2 separate regions of the Homo sapiens genome follow, and region 2 is linked to region 1. Evidence: chromatin contacts called from ENCODE Hi-C data. All regions are on one chromosome and are shown on one strand. The core of a region is the stretch at or near the end of the contact, and the rest is flanking DNA. Distances in the headings are between cores, read along the strand shown.

What was found. Hi-C counts contacts between places; a loop is a spot of excess contacts on that map. Pooled maps may share reads with other maps.
Region 2: a map of HepG2 shows a loop between it and region 1 (21-fold over the local background). The contact joins the enhancer-like site here to the promoter of CNPY1 in region 1. A Hi-C loop is called at or near these places in 1 of 168 maps with a recorded cell type or tissue (HepG2), 2 of 37 single-sample maps with no recorded cell type and 4 of 50 pooled maps.

What each region holds. Positions count from the first base shown.
Region 1 is chr7:155,544,957-155,551,826 of GRCh38, forward strand. CNPY1 (canopy FGF signaling regulator 1) reads right to left here and starts at 1,603. Exons shown (of 5, transcript NM_001393663.1): 1 at 1,473-1,603; 2 at 875-987. The coding sequence starts at 973. RefSeq lists an enhancer at 3,218-3,719.
Region 2 is chr7:155,768,378-155,775,267 of GRCh38, forward strand. RBM33 (RNA binding motif protein 33) reads left to right here. Exons shown (of 18, transcript NM_053043.3): 17 at 6,182-6,270; 18 at 6,616-6,890. The coding sequence ends at 6,664. Among named protein-coding and RNA genes, the nearest start is that of SHH, 41 kb to the right of the region's middle. RefSeq lists a silencer at 45-238 and an enhancer at 6,539-6,890. Within about 2 kb of position 1,496, at least 2 of the 41 ENCODE cell types and tissues checked have a DNase peak (open chromatin) inside an H3K27ac peak, as active enhancers do.

The sequences.
Region 1 (6,870 bases), core at 353-2,852:
CACAGCCCCACAGTTCAACCACGGCACCTGTCTGTGACTCTCCTTTCCTGCCCTGTCCTCTTCGGATGGGCACACAGCTCCAGGAAGACACGGACCCCACACAGACAGCCTAGTTTGCATTATTTAAGACAGGTGCAGTGCATCACAACAAAAGAAAGCTGCAAGAAATCCAGACCCACTTCTGTTTAGCTTTGAGTGAGTTGGATGATATTGGGGAACACCTTTCTAATAATATTTCTCTTAGAATGATGCTGAAATTGGCTTATGTGTTCTGGGCACCTAGTACCTGAGGGCTCAGAGGGGAAGGTGTCCCCTAATGGGTCCCGCCTGGTGTCTTAGACTCCACCCTTCCAGCGCCCCACTCACTGCCTCTGATCCTCAGGGGGAGCCCCTCTCTAGGTTGTGCAAGAACGTTTCTTCCTTCTCCATAGCCAACTGTCCGGTCTATTCCAGAAAGTGCGTCTTACAACCTGCACCCCCAACTAGAAATCTGCACATCTTGCAGTGGGGGAGGGAGTGTGGTACCCAGGAGAGGACTATTCTGCTTTGAGTGTCTCTAGGCCGCCCCTTTAGCCTCTTCTGGGCCCCCTGCTGGCCTCACCAAGAACCACAGACGCGCTATTTTTATTCTGATGAAGAACAGTGCCGAAATGTCTTTCGACTTGACGAGACACAAAATTTAGGTGCTGAGAGAGATACTTCAATTTCAAGCTTAAAGATTACTTTGGGTCCCCCAGGACTCAGAAGCAATTTAGAGCTGATACCCTGAACAAGAGAAAGGTTAGAAGATTAAGACCAACTGCTGTTTGGATAAATGGTTGGTAATTGCCCATATCCGCAATTATACACTGGCACATAATATCTTTTCCACTACCTTTCTCCTCTCCTGAGTCCCATCGGGATTGATTCGGAAGGATCCCACCTTGGTCTTCTTCTGCCGAGCCTTGGTGATGTCGTGCTCTATCTCGTCCATCAGCGCCCTGCACGCTAAACAAGACACAAAACAGCTGTGATCAGAGGAGGAGGCGAGCCAGAGCCGGGCCTGTGGAGTGGCTTCCTCTGTGCCACCCTCTAGCTAGAACAGGGACAGTGCCGACGTGCCCAGGACCTGGGGAGGACTCTTGTCCTCTGCAGAGTTTTCAAAGACAGTGAGACAGAGACGACTTTTTTTATGTTCCCTTTTGTACTTTGTGTTTTCAAAACCATATACAATTTACTTTTACATTTAAAATGTGCTTTTTTTTTTTTGAGACAGGGTCTCACTCTGTTGCCCAGGCTGGAGTGCAGTGGCACTATCTCAGCTCACTGCAGCCTCAACCTTCCACACTCAAACCATCCTCCCATTTCCACCTCCGAGTAGCTTGGACTACAGGCATACGTCGCCACACCCGGCTAATTTTTTTTTTTTTTTAAGAGACGGGGGGTCTCACTATGTTGCCCAGGTAGGTCTTGAACTCAAGCCATCCTCCTACCTTGGCCTCCTGAATTGCTGGGATTACAAGTATCAGCCACCATGTGCAGCCTTCAAATGTGCTTTCCTATTTATTCATTTATTTATTTTTTGAGACAGAGTCTTGCTCTGTCACCCAGGCTGGAGTGCAGTGGTGCAATCTCAGCTCACTGCAACCTCCGCCTCTCAGGTTCAAACAATTCTCCTGCCTCAGGCTCCTGAGTCACTGGGACTACAGGTGCTTTCCTGAAACACTGCAGATGCTCATCCTCTGAGTCCACAGGACTCTGGAAGCCCCTCTGGGTTGTCATAATTACTCCCAAGTAGCTTCTGCACTGTGGGAAAAGTGGGTCAAAACTGGGCCCTCCTCCAAAAGATACATTTTTGCTGGATTTGAAGTCAAAGGGGACTCTCTGAAATTTATTTTTATGGGAAATGTAGCTGGTTTTGTCCCCTAAAATCCCTTCTCCCCAGGCTGTGGCTGCCCAGTGGAGGCGGCTGAGCTGTGCCTTAGGGTCTGAACTCTCACAAATAAAAGATAAATGAGGTGATGCCTCCAATATCGGCCTCATTTGCTGAACTGAAAACTGATTCTGGCTTTCCTCTCTGTGGTTGGAAGTCAGCATGTCAGGACCAGCCCAAAGGGATGTGGGAGAAAAGAGACAGCGATGTCAGTGTCCTGAATGGCCACGGAGCAGAGGCCGCCTGCCCATGTGGACCGCTCCCCTGGCTGTGAAACGAGACCCAAAGCTTCCATCTGAGTCACTCTCCCTCTGTCTGTGTTTTGGTCCCTGTTAGAACAGCATAGCCTTTCTCTGCCCAGGACATGACTTTGGCACAGGTGACATTGCGTTTAGTGCTCCCTTCTCATCCTGTGTCCGAATGCGGGCACTGAGGGCACAGGCTGTGTGGATGAGGACAAAGGCCAGTTGTGGGCGTGAAGCTGGAACACCAGCATGTTCACTGCCTTTAGGTGTTGCTGGGTGTTGCATTCCACGTGTCGTGCCCTTGTGGACTCCAGGACCCTGTGGTGGTGATTCCAGCACTATCCCCATTTCACGGACGTGGCTTGGAGAGATGGAGAGACTTTCCCAGGTGTCTCCCTTACCCAAGGTACTACAGAAATCAGCAGCCGAGCCACTGTTTGAGGACACAGATGGCACTCAGTCCTCAGAGGCACACAGCCCGCGCTCCCTCCCTACCCTGCTCTTAGGGGTCAGTGACCTTCAATCCATGTATGAGATCATTGATCACTATGATTACCTGTTAGTGAGCAGTACATCTAACGATGTACTGGGCTCCTCTGGGGCCTGGAGGTCTCTGACAGAGTAGCCTGTCTCTCTGAGGCTTCCAGGAGGAGAAGGAAGTTTTCATGGCAGAGGCATGAAAACCTGTGTCTCGGGTGTCCACATCAGCACTTACTGTTTGGACTTGACGCAGTGCACAGGGGCTCAAAGCTACTGACCACAGGCAAGCCCCTCTTCTCTAGGAGCAGGACTTACAGCTCCAAGAACAAACACTTCCTTTCTGGCTCCCTTGAAGCTAGGCCAGGGCCTGTAACTTGGTTCTACAACCATGTGTTCTGGAATCTTCCTAAAGAGCCAGTGCTCGCCCTCTGCCCTCTCTGACCCACTATAGGTCGGAGCTCAGCTCAGGCCCCAGGACCAGGGTGGCCTGGGAGATGTCAGGGTGAGGAACTCAAAGGCGGGTCCTGGGGCCTGCAAGGGGAGAACTCTGTGCTGACCGGGACAGCACCCTCCACCCTTACGAGAGGGAGACAAGCATCCAGATTGTCTAAGCCATTGCTATTTTGAGTTCACTACACTCACTCACCTTCCACCTCTGGGATGGAATAAGAAAGGACCCTCCATGGTCAGTGCTCCCCAGTGGGGGATCTCGGTCAGCGCAGGGCCAGGGCTGCCAGGGGAGCGTGGGCCCAGAATCCCGGGCCCACAGGTGGTGAACAGCCCAGTAGGCTCAGATGAGGAGTCCTCTAGGAAGAGCCGGCGGTGACCATGTTACTGCTGAGAATGGGGCCGCCTGGGACCCCTGAGGACAGCAGGAGCCCAGCTCCCACACGAGATTAGGAGGAAGAGGGATGGGATTGTCTGATGTCCTTTACCCTGGCTCCTGAGAGAGGGCAGATGGTGGGAAATGGTGTCTTGGAAGCAGAGGCCAAAGCAATCAGCACAAAGGAGGGGTGGCCTCTGGCCTCCAGGCCAACTTCAGAGGAGAAATGCATAGCCCGAGAGGATGGCCGCCAGCCGGGTGTGAAGGTTCCCCGAGAACCGGGGTGGGCCCAGCCCAGCATCTCCAGGGGCCCAGGTGGCCTCTGCCCTGACAGCCTCCTCCAGCCCTTCCTGGTGGACCCAGGAGCTGGAGATGGTGCGTCCTCACCTCCTGGCTGGCAGAGGACAGTGCTGGCCAACAGAAAGAATGTGGCCTTGCCGTCAAGTGCCAGCGTCAAACCCTGCTGGGCCATGGATGAGCGTCACCCGGCTCTACCCAGAGTCTCTCCCATCGTAGGGAGGGTGTTGCATGAGTCTGTAAGTGCCTGCCAGGCGTGGCCTGCCTGCTGTCCCCTTCCTGGCCCCACTGACTGCTTGGAATCCCTGACTTGGGCTCAGTGACTAGCTTGGGACCCCGTCTCTCCTCGGCATCTCTCTGCTTTCTGTGCCTGCAGACCCGTGCCCAGACTCCTGCCCAGCCGCCCCACCCTGAGCCCGGACGCTCCCTGTGCTGTGGTCACTGTGGGTGTCCTTGGCTCCCTGGATCCCTCAAGGCTGGACTTGCCGGCAGAAGTGGAAAGGGGCCGGTGAGTGGGCTCAGCTCACAGGGCTCTCTGGGTCAATATTTTAATGTTCTGCTGCCTTCATTTCAGGCCCACATTTCACAAGCACCAAGATAGGCCGTGAAAAGGCAGAGCCCCTTGTAGTGCACACCTGTCATCGAGCATCCCCAAATGCCCTGAGCATCGGGATGGCAGTAGCAGGACCAGGGCACAGCACCCCGCCCCCCGTGGCCATGCAGGGCTTCTTGAGGTCAGGGTGGCCCCGTCAGCAAGGAAAGGTGCTGGGCTTCCAACAGGACAGGAGGCCCCCAGGCCTGCCATCCCTGACCTCCCCTCGGAGGGGCCGCTCCACAAGAAAAGATCATTTTAAATTTCCGCCCCAGGTCACAGAACAAGTTAACAGTCACATCAGCGACCTGGGCTCCAGATTTCTAGTCCGGCATTAATTTAAATGTTAATCTGAAACCTTCACTTAAATCACAGGAGTTTAGAGTTTATTAGAGCAGGCGGCGGGAGTGGGGCCTCATGGGGGGATTGGTGGGTCACACTGCCTGCCAGAGGGCAAGCCCCCTCCCGCTGGGCCTACCAGCCCCTGCCACTATGGCTGTCTCCTTCCCTCTCCCTCCCTTTCTCTCTTAGAGGAAGATTTGGAAATGGGAAAGAGATGGAGGTAGATGTCACGACAGATTCAGATGAGCCTCCGGTGGCTCAGGTGCCGGAACCATCTCAAGGGGCTTGCAAGAGCAGATGGCATGTGTGCTGCTTCCCAACTCCACAGCTAGTGACATCACACAGGTAGCCCGGATCAACAGGGGTGGGAGTATTTACACAACAGGCATAGGCAGATGCTACAAATCAGGGCCCCGCCACCACAACCCTCCTGCCCACACTCTGCACATGCCCACAGGAGGCTGCATCTCCCTAGAGGTGAAGGGATCAATGAATATCTGAGCATTTGCCATTTTCAAGGTTATGAGCAAGGCCCAAGGAAGCCACCGAGGTCTGAGTCCCAGCCCGTGCCCTCCAAGGAGCTCGCATGTGGTGGATGCCGTGCCTCCATTCCTCCAGGGGTGTCTGGGCCACTCTCCCCACCAGCAGGAGCGGCTATGGGAACCAAGCCATCCAAAGCTGCAGGCAATGTGGATTTTCCTCCAGTGGCCTTTAGGCCACAAGCAGAGGTGACATCAGAACCACGTGGGGAGTTGCTAGAAGTACAGACCCAGGTCCCAGCCTGGGAGACTCTGAGTCGGGTCTGGGTTGGGCCTGAGATCTGCAAATGTCTTTGACATGCAGGAGGTCATTGTGCTCTGCAATGGGGGCCCTACCTGTCCCAAGGTGCACTGGCTAGTGGCAGCTCTCCTGCACCCTGCACCTCTCCGGAGCAGGTGCTGCTGACCAGTAAAGAGGGGTGCAGGGGCCACTTTCTCTGGTACCTCAGAGAACATGGCTCAATTCTAGAACAAACCATTTTCTAGCAGTTTCTATAAGCAAGGCAGGAGCCCTGGTATTACGATGGTAGTGATTAGTGCCCATGCAACTCCCACCACTCACATTGCATCTCCTGCATGGCTGTGCCCCCCACACTCCTTTGAGGGAAGATGAAGCCCCGACTCCCAAGGCTGCAGGAGGCCAGCAAGGCAAACGTGACGGAGGGGTGGCTCCCCCCAACCAACACTCCTGCTCCCCAAAGTGGAAATGGCTGATGCCACAGTCTTTCTTTAAGCCTGGTCTCTAGACATCCCAAAGTGTGGCGGGCCCCACTCTGTGCTACGAGGAGGCCATGAGAAGAGGCTGAAACCCAATGACGAGCTGCGCCTGTGCAGAGGCCGGGGTGAGCTGGATGTTGCTGTGCACGGCCTCCTGGGCGCCCCAGGCCTGGCTAACTCAGGAGCATCTCCCACTGCCCACAGGATATCAGGGCCCATGATGGACTCACAGCATCGACCAGGCCCGCCGCTGTGCCCGTGGCTCAGGCAGGTGCGGGAAGGAGAGGGGCTTTGGAATCCAGTCTCAGCTTCACCACACCCAAAAGTAGCTTCCTTGCTTCCTTCCTTCCTCCTCTCCTTACTTGCCCTGTTGGCTGCTTCTGTCCCCCAAAAAGATAAGCTGACATCCCAACCCCTAGTACCTGTGAATGTGGCCTTATTTGGGAATAGGGTCTTTGCAGATGGGATTGATTCAGACCAAGTCATACTGGAGTAGGGAGGGCCTTGATCCACCGACGGGACCTTCTAGAAGAGGAGAGACACAGGGAGGTGACCTCACAACATGGGAGAAGGCCACGTGATGACAGAGGCAGAGACTGCGTTGGTGTCTACAAGCCAAGGAAGGCCCAGGACCACCAGCAACGCTAGAGCTGGAAGAGTCAGGCACAGATCCACCCCTCCAGGTTTCAGAGGGGACGCAGCCCTGCCCGTCTTGATGATAGACTTCAGGCCCCCAGAACAGGGAGGCTCCACTTCTGCTACTGAAGCCAATAACAATGGGGGTTGTGTGTGGGGACAGCGCAGCAGGCTCAGGACACTCACACACTCTCTGAACCTTGTGCTGCTCTGGGTCAGGTGTGGGAGGTGCAGCAGTGAGGGAGGCCACAGCCCCATCCTCGAGGGTCCCAACTCAGCCACAAAAA
Region 2 (6,890 bases), core at 246-2,745, 220 kb after region 1:
AAATGGTCTCTTTTTCCTTCCATTTGCTTCCATTTCCTTCGAGTGCTGGGATTACAGGCGTGAGCCACAAATATTTTTTATCCTAAATGTTTTGGAATAGTGTCGAGTCTCTGTCTCTTTGGGATATGGCACCACCTAGTGTTCACTGGTGTAATGCCAGGTGGTGTCTACACCAGGAGGACCTATATTCATTCCTTTGGGCCTTTTAATTTTAGAAGATTCTAGTAACTGCATGTTATTTTTTGTTTTTGTTTTTGGAGACGGAGTCTCGCTCTGTCGCCCAGGCTGGAATGCAGTGGTGCGATCTGGGCTCACCGCAACCTCCGCCTCCCGGGTTCAAGCGATTCTCCTGCCTCAGCCTCGCGAGTAGCTGGGACTACAGACGCGTGCCACGCCTGGCTAATTTTTTGTATTTTTAGTAGAGACGAGGTTTCACTGTGTTAGCCAGGATGGTCTTGATCTCCTGACCTCGTGATCCGCCCGCCTCAGCCTCCCAAAGTGCTGGGATTACAGGTGTGAGCCACCGCACCCGGCTGTCACTGCATGTTAACTATACTTTTTAAACCCATGGAATTTGAGAACTTTTCTCAGTGTAGCAGTGATGTGGTAGCCAGTTTTGTTCTCAGATTAGTGTTTTACTTCCTTAAACTACATTAATAAGCCTCTCCAGAAAGTCCATTTCAAAGACATTTATCTATAGACTCAGTGAGGAAGAATGAGAAGATTTCGTAGAAATGTCATAACCAGAAGATGGTCTTCCAAAAAGTTTCGAACTGTAACCATGTTTCAGAAATTGTAACTTGACAAGAACTTGATTCTTCGAAGACTAGATATTTTTTTTTTCTGTCTACTCATAAACCACATAGGAACTCTTTCGTTCTTCCTGGGTGTCATCTGGAAGGAACTGAAAGAAGCAAGAAACCGTCATCTGTGTTTCTTGCGGGAAAGCACATTAAAGCAGCGGGAAGAAGGGGAGTGGGCGCACAGCCTCCCTGGCTGGGCCCTAGTGACCGACTTCTCCCGAGTCAGCTTTGCTCCCAAGGCCAGGGGGGCTGCCGTCCCCCAGAGGCTGCTGAGGAGAGCCCTCGGAGATGCAGTGCAGAAGCCTCTCCCTGACGCTGCTGATTTGGGGGTAGGCATGGAAATGTAGAGAGTACCGCTCAGAGAAGAATCTGCCCTTTGCAGAGCGGATCTCAGCCCACCATGGAGGCCCTGTGAACTCGGTGGAAGGTGGGATCATCTCGGCGTCTGACTGACTGATTCTGCTTCTGCTTCTAAGATAAAGTGGATCACCGAGAAGACAGCCCCTTTACGTCTGGTTCTGACTGCAGGAAGGCCTGGTTGGTGAAGTAGAAAATGTTGGAATCTTGAGTGAGCAGCTGAGTTGTTTTGAAGTTTGGACAATTGAGAAAGAAAACACTAAGCAGTGTCAGACACGGATTCCAGAAAAGCCCACGTCACAGGCTTAAAGAACAGATGTGTGTGGGCACATGATGGGAAGCCACAACGGAAAAGCTAGTTAACTGGAGGCTCTCCCACAGGGTTCTGAGAACACGGTTGTTAATCATTCCAAAAGGAGGAGGAGGATTGAAGAGACCTGTGTGAGAACACAGAGCTTGTCTGTGCTTTAGAGGAGAAGCATGCGTAAGACAGGGAAGATGGGACAACCAGGAGTGAAAAGGGAAAAGGAGAGGTCAGGAGACGTTTTAAAATTAAACCAGAGCAAAAGGAGCAACGCGCCCGGGATGTGCAGGAGAGCCCAAACGTTGAAATTCAGGGGAAGTGCCAGAATTGGTGTCCAGGAAGACCCAGCATGTTATGATAATAGATGAAAACTTGAAATGGGGCAGAAAACTCGGTGCGGGCTGGAGTTGCCCAGAGCACTGTTGTGAACCTTTCTTTACCACTCAGCCCACCGCTGGAATCGTGTGCAGGCTTCAGGCGCCCTATTTCCAACAGGAGGTTGGTCACACAATGACCTGTGTGTAGAGGGGAGCCCCATGGGCCAGTCCTGCACACCGTTCCATACAGAAATGCTTAGCAGGCTCACTGAGGCTCTGCAGGGGCTCTCGGCCCTTCCTGCCAGGGAGTGCCTCCCCCACCCGCTCTAGTGTCAGACTCTGCTCTAGGGTGGGGCTCAAGAATTTACATCTCTCATGATTTATAAATTGGGCCTATTTTAAGCAGTTTGACTTGTGTTTAAAAGCAGCTGATACCTTTTTTTTTTTTTTTTTTTCCTTTAAGTGATTCCTTAAGGTGCTAGAATTGTTGGCCAGAGGGAGAAAAAGAGCTTGGTGTTTAGGATTGCAGAATCAGTTGTAATCCTGTAACATTTTAGTTATCTTTATACATGCATGCACACACACAACCACAGCCATGCACAGACATGTACACACATGCACAGACTCTTCCTCAAAAGAGGAAGAACTTTTCATGGGGAAAAGAGGCGGGTTCTGAACAACATGGAAGCTTTTCGCTGCCAGGTGGCATGGTTGTTGATTCGATCTTACGGTTCTGGATGGGATTGCTGGGTACACATGTGTGAAGCTGCCAGCTGAAGTGTATTCTTTTAACTTGCATTTGCTACTTATTTAGTAGCCCAGTGAGATTTCCTCAGAAGTTGTCTGAAGATGTCTCTGAAAAATGAAAAGCCAATCAGGGTGAGAGCTGGTGTGCCAGGCTTTCCCCTCTCCCTGCCAGTACGTTATGTGGGGGCTGGGGGTGAAGAAGGAGGTCCTTACATAGGTCAGTATGTAGACTTGAGACAAATTCTAACTTGTGGTTTGTTCTGGGTGAAGAAAAGTTTTAACTCTATGATAGCGTGTTGCTCAGGTGTGTAGACGTGTATATTTTCACAGTGGAAGCTGGCGACCATGTCTTTAAGCTTTCACTGGAAAGTTTCTTTTCCTCTGCTCCTAATAAATCACGAATACTTGTCATTTTGGTAGGTCAAAAATGGTTGAATATTGACAATTTCTACAATTTTGTATCTAGAAAACAGGGTTTATTTCTGAAAGAAGGTACAAAAATGTAAGGAGAGAGGGTAGACAGGAAGCAAATTTTAGGGCAGCACGCTTGTTCATTATGTTGAGTGACTGAAAACCAAGGCATTCCTCTGATTGAAGAATCTCACTGGAAGTTAATGCTTTCTTCACGGATAGCTTCTCAATCAAATCGAGGTTTTTAAGCTACGTAGATTACAAGTAAAACCTGATACCAAATATTGTATGATTGGCAGCCTGATACCCTCATTTCACATTGTGAAATTGCCCAAAGGAAATAAAGTCACCACATATATCTAGAAATGTTATTTCCCAAAAGAACTGCATGATATTTTCTTTTTTCTTATTTTATTTTATTTTTTATTTTTGGGAGACAGAGTCTCGCTCTGTCACCCAGGCTGGAGTGCAGTGGTATGATCCTGTGATCATGATTCACTGCAACCTCCACCTGCTGGGCTCAAGGGATCCTTCCGCCTCAGCCTTCTGAGTACCTAGGACTAGAGGTGTACACCACTGGGCCTGGCTAATTTTTGATTTTTTTTTGTGGAGACAGGCCCTCACTTGAGTATAGTACTTCCAAAATCCAGATTCTATCTGTGAATTGCAGAATGTTGATCATTGTTTTATGATATATGAAATTTTCCTTATCCATTCTTAATGAAGGAATTTTTATATTTTTAGACAAGATAAGTTTAGAGAAGGTCCATTATTGTAGTTCTCACAGTAAGCTCTGCTGCAGTATTGGCAGCTGTTGTGTGAAACTGTTTCAGTCACTTTTGAGTGTTGTTTAAACCCCCCAGGATCCTGGAGCACTGAGCATGCTGGTGCTGTTGCCGGAAGAACGGAGAGAACCCCGGAGGCACGGCTGCAGCAGCTCTAACCTAGGTTAGGGTTAGGGTTTAGGTTCGGGTTAGGTTAGGGTTAGGGTTAGGCTGGGATGGACAAGTGACACTCACTCCACACAGCCCCTTACCTGGGAACAGAACAGATAGGATTTTCTCTTTGGAAGTTGCTCTATTGTTTCAGTGACTGAGTATCATTCACAGGCTAATACACAAAAGGGGTGCATGCTGAAATATGAGTCTGGCAGATTGGGAGAGAAAACAGGTCTCTGTCAAGAAATACAGGCGGAATTTCAAAGTCCAGAAAGCCATATTGCAAGCCATATTGCTGAGAATGTATCCAGGAGACCACGTTGTGGGGCTTTACTTTTCCTGTTAACTTAATGACAAGTGAAACTATCAAATTTCTTTTGTATTCATTTTTTATTTCAGAAAGAAGGGAGAAAGTCTGATATTTTACTGAACTTGTTTCAGAAAAAAACAGACCAATTCCGTTACTGCCTAGTGGGCTGCCTCATTGCTGGCCTGTCTCAGTGATGTCCCTAGACCAGGGCCGATGCTTCTGGGGTAGCCTGTGCGCAGGCCTTCTTGATGCCCTTGAATTTGGAGACTTGAACCTTTGTATTTCTGTGTAAACGCTGTTGTAGAAGCACTGGAAGACACCTTTTTCGGGAGTGTTTGAGTATTCTTTTAGAGCTCTGCTAGTCTTGTTTACTGATAGACATTCTATAGTTATTAAAATGGAGAGCAGTTATTTCATATACAGTGTAACTTTTTAAAACACTTTCCAAGTCACTGATGTTTTTTAGCTGTTTGCTTCCATTGTAGCTCTTTGACATGCTTTAAAATGAAATGGCCACATGTGCCTCAGTATTTTCAAGGGATCATGTGCTGGTAGTTAGTTATTTTCTCTAGCTATTCTGTTTCACTGAACAGAAGCTCAGACACAGCAAATAGTTTCTGGCCACCAAAAGTGCCTGCTGAATGCAGTCCTTCAGGACAGTGTTTGCTGGTGCCCATGCCAGGACCTGCCCAGGGACACCTGTTCTTAGAAGAATCGGGCACCAGGTGCGGTGGCTCATGCCTGTAATCCCAGCACTTTGGGAGGCCAAGGCAGAGGCGGATCATGAGGTCAGAAGTTTGAGACCAGCCTGGCCAACATAGTGAAACCCGGTCTCTACTAAAAATACAAAAAATTAGCTAGGGCGTGGTGATGGGTGCCTATAATCCCAGCTACTTGGGAGGCTGAGGTAGGAGAATCACTTGAACCCAGGAGGTGGAGGTTGCAGTGAGCTGAGATCCTGCCATTGCACACCAGCCCAGGCAACAGTGCGAGACTCCATCTCCAAAAAAAAAAAAAAAAAAAAAAAAAAAGGAGTCAGGGGCTCCTGTGCGTGCTCCAGACAGCAGGTACTAAGTTGACTGTGTCCTGAGGTAATTGAGAAGAACCAGACTCTAGAGCTTTGAGTTGCTTGAGAGTTCACAGAGCGCCACTGAACAGATCCACAGATGGCTGTGCTCTCCTCCTGCCTGCCCCTCCCAGCTCTAGATCCTAAAGGCTTAAGAAAGCAGAAAGCAGCTCCCCCTCTTCCTCAGGCAGCAGATTTGAGGACTAGATGTAAGTTTCGCTTTGCAAACACTTCCTCTGTAAATCTTTACTGGATTCATCATTTCTTTTGGCCAATCTTCATAAATTCATTTCTTTTTCACTGGCATTGTTTTAGGCCAGTGGGTGGCGACTTCATTTCAGATACCACTGTTTAAGACTGGTGTTCACAAACTCTTAAAGTACAAAATGTGACCACGTTATGCTGATGTCTGCCCCAGGCACCACTGCCCTCACCATGGCCCAGCCAGATGCACAGAGATGGTAGACTAGGGGCCATTGCCTACTGTGGGCTGTGGGGCCCCCATACTAAACAGTTTCCTCTGGTGTGATGAGTCCTGTTCTTAAAAAATTCATGGGGGTCCCTATTAAAAATCACCTGATAAGAAGGCGTGAGAAGAGGAGATGTCTCTATCCAAGGGTACCTGCTACCCGGTCTCCCAGAGCAGGTTGGGGCAGCTGATGGGGCCAGATGATGGGAGGCCTTAACACTAGGCTTGGAAGATGTAACTGTTGCTGTTGGGAATGATTTAGTAAAGCACTGTTTTGGAGTAGATTATCTAGATAAGTAAGACAAATTGCCAGGGAGCTAGAAAGGAAAATCAATTAGTGTGTTCCAAATGTCCGCCTGGACTCATTTTGTGTTAAAACTAATAATGCTTAAATATATATATTCATATTTTTTATTGTCATTTACAACTGATCTTAAAGTGTTTGTTTTCTTCCTCTAGAGTTTACAGATGCTTCCTCAGCAACGGAAAGCCATAGCTAAGTTCAAGGAGCCAGCCCACGCATTAGCATTTCAGCAGAAATTCCACAGGTGACCAGTGTGTTCTGTGCTTGTGGTGATAAGGGGGCGGGAGCAAGGCCCTCCTTCCTGTGCCCTCCCATCCATCATGGTAGCAAGCGTGTGTCCCCACCTGTTCCTGTAGAAGGACACTAGGGCACAAAGCGCAGACGGTGATCCTGTCATGAGGCGCGCGTCCTTTTGTCTGGTGGAGAATTGCCCCTTGTGTTTTAATAGATCTTCCCGGGGAATCTGCCTTTTTATATGATGCGTTTTTATTAAACAGGACCCACCGGGCTCTTTTAGTTTCCTCCCACCTTGGTAGGTTGATTGCCGATGTGCAGGGTTAGTGTCGATCGTTTCTTTAAATTTTCACAGGCATATGATAGATTTGTCCCACATAAATGTGGCCCTGATCGTGGAGTGAGTCCTAACAAGAGAGCCTGACCTTAGGCTGTACACACACTGTGGAATTTCTTCAAGGGAGCTGCCGGCCGGCGCAGAACCCCCAGGAGCACAGGTCTCTCCGGGCCGCTGTCCTGCGTAACTGTTCTCCAGAGCGCCAGCCAGCCACGGGCCTGATTCCAGAGGAGCCGAACTGACAGGACACAGCAGGCTGGAGTTGGTGTTAGATTGCTTCACATTCTCTTGTC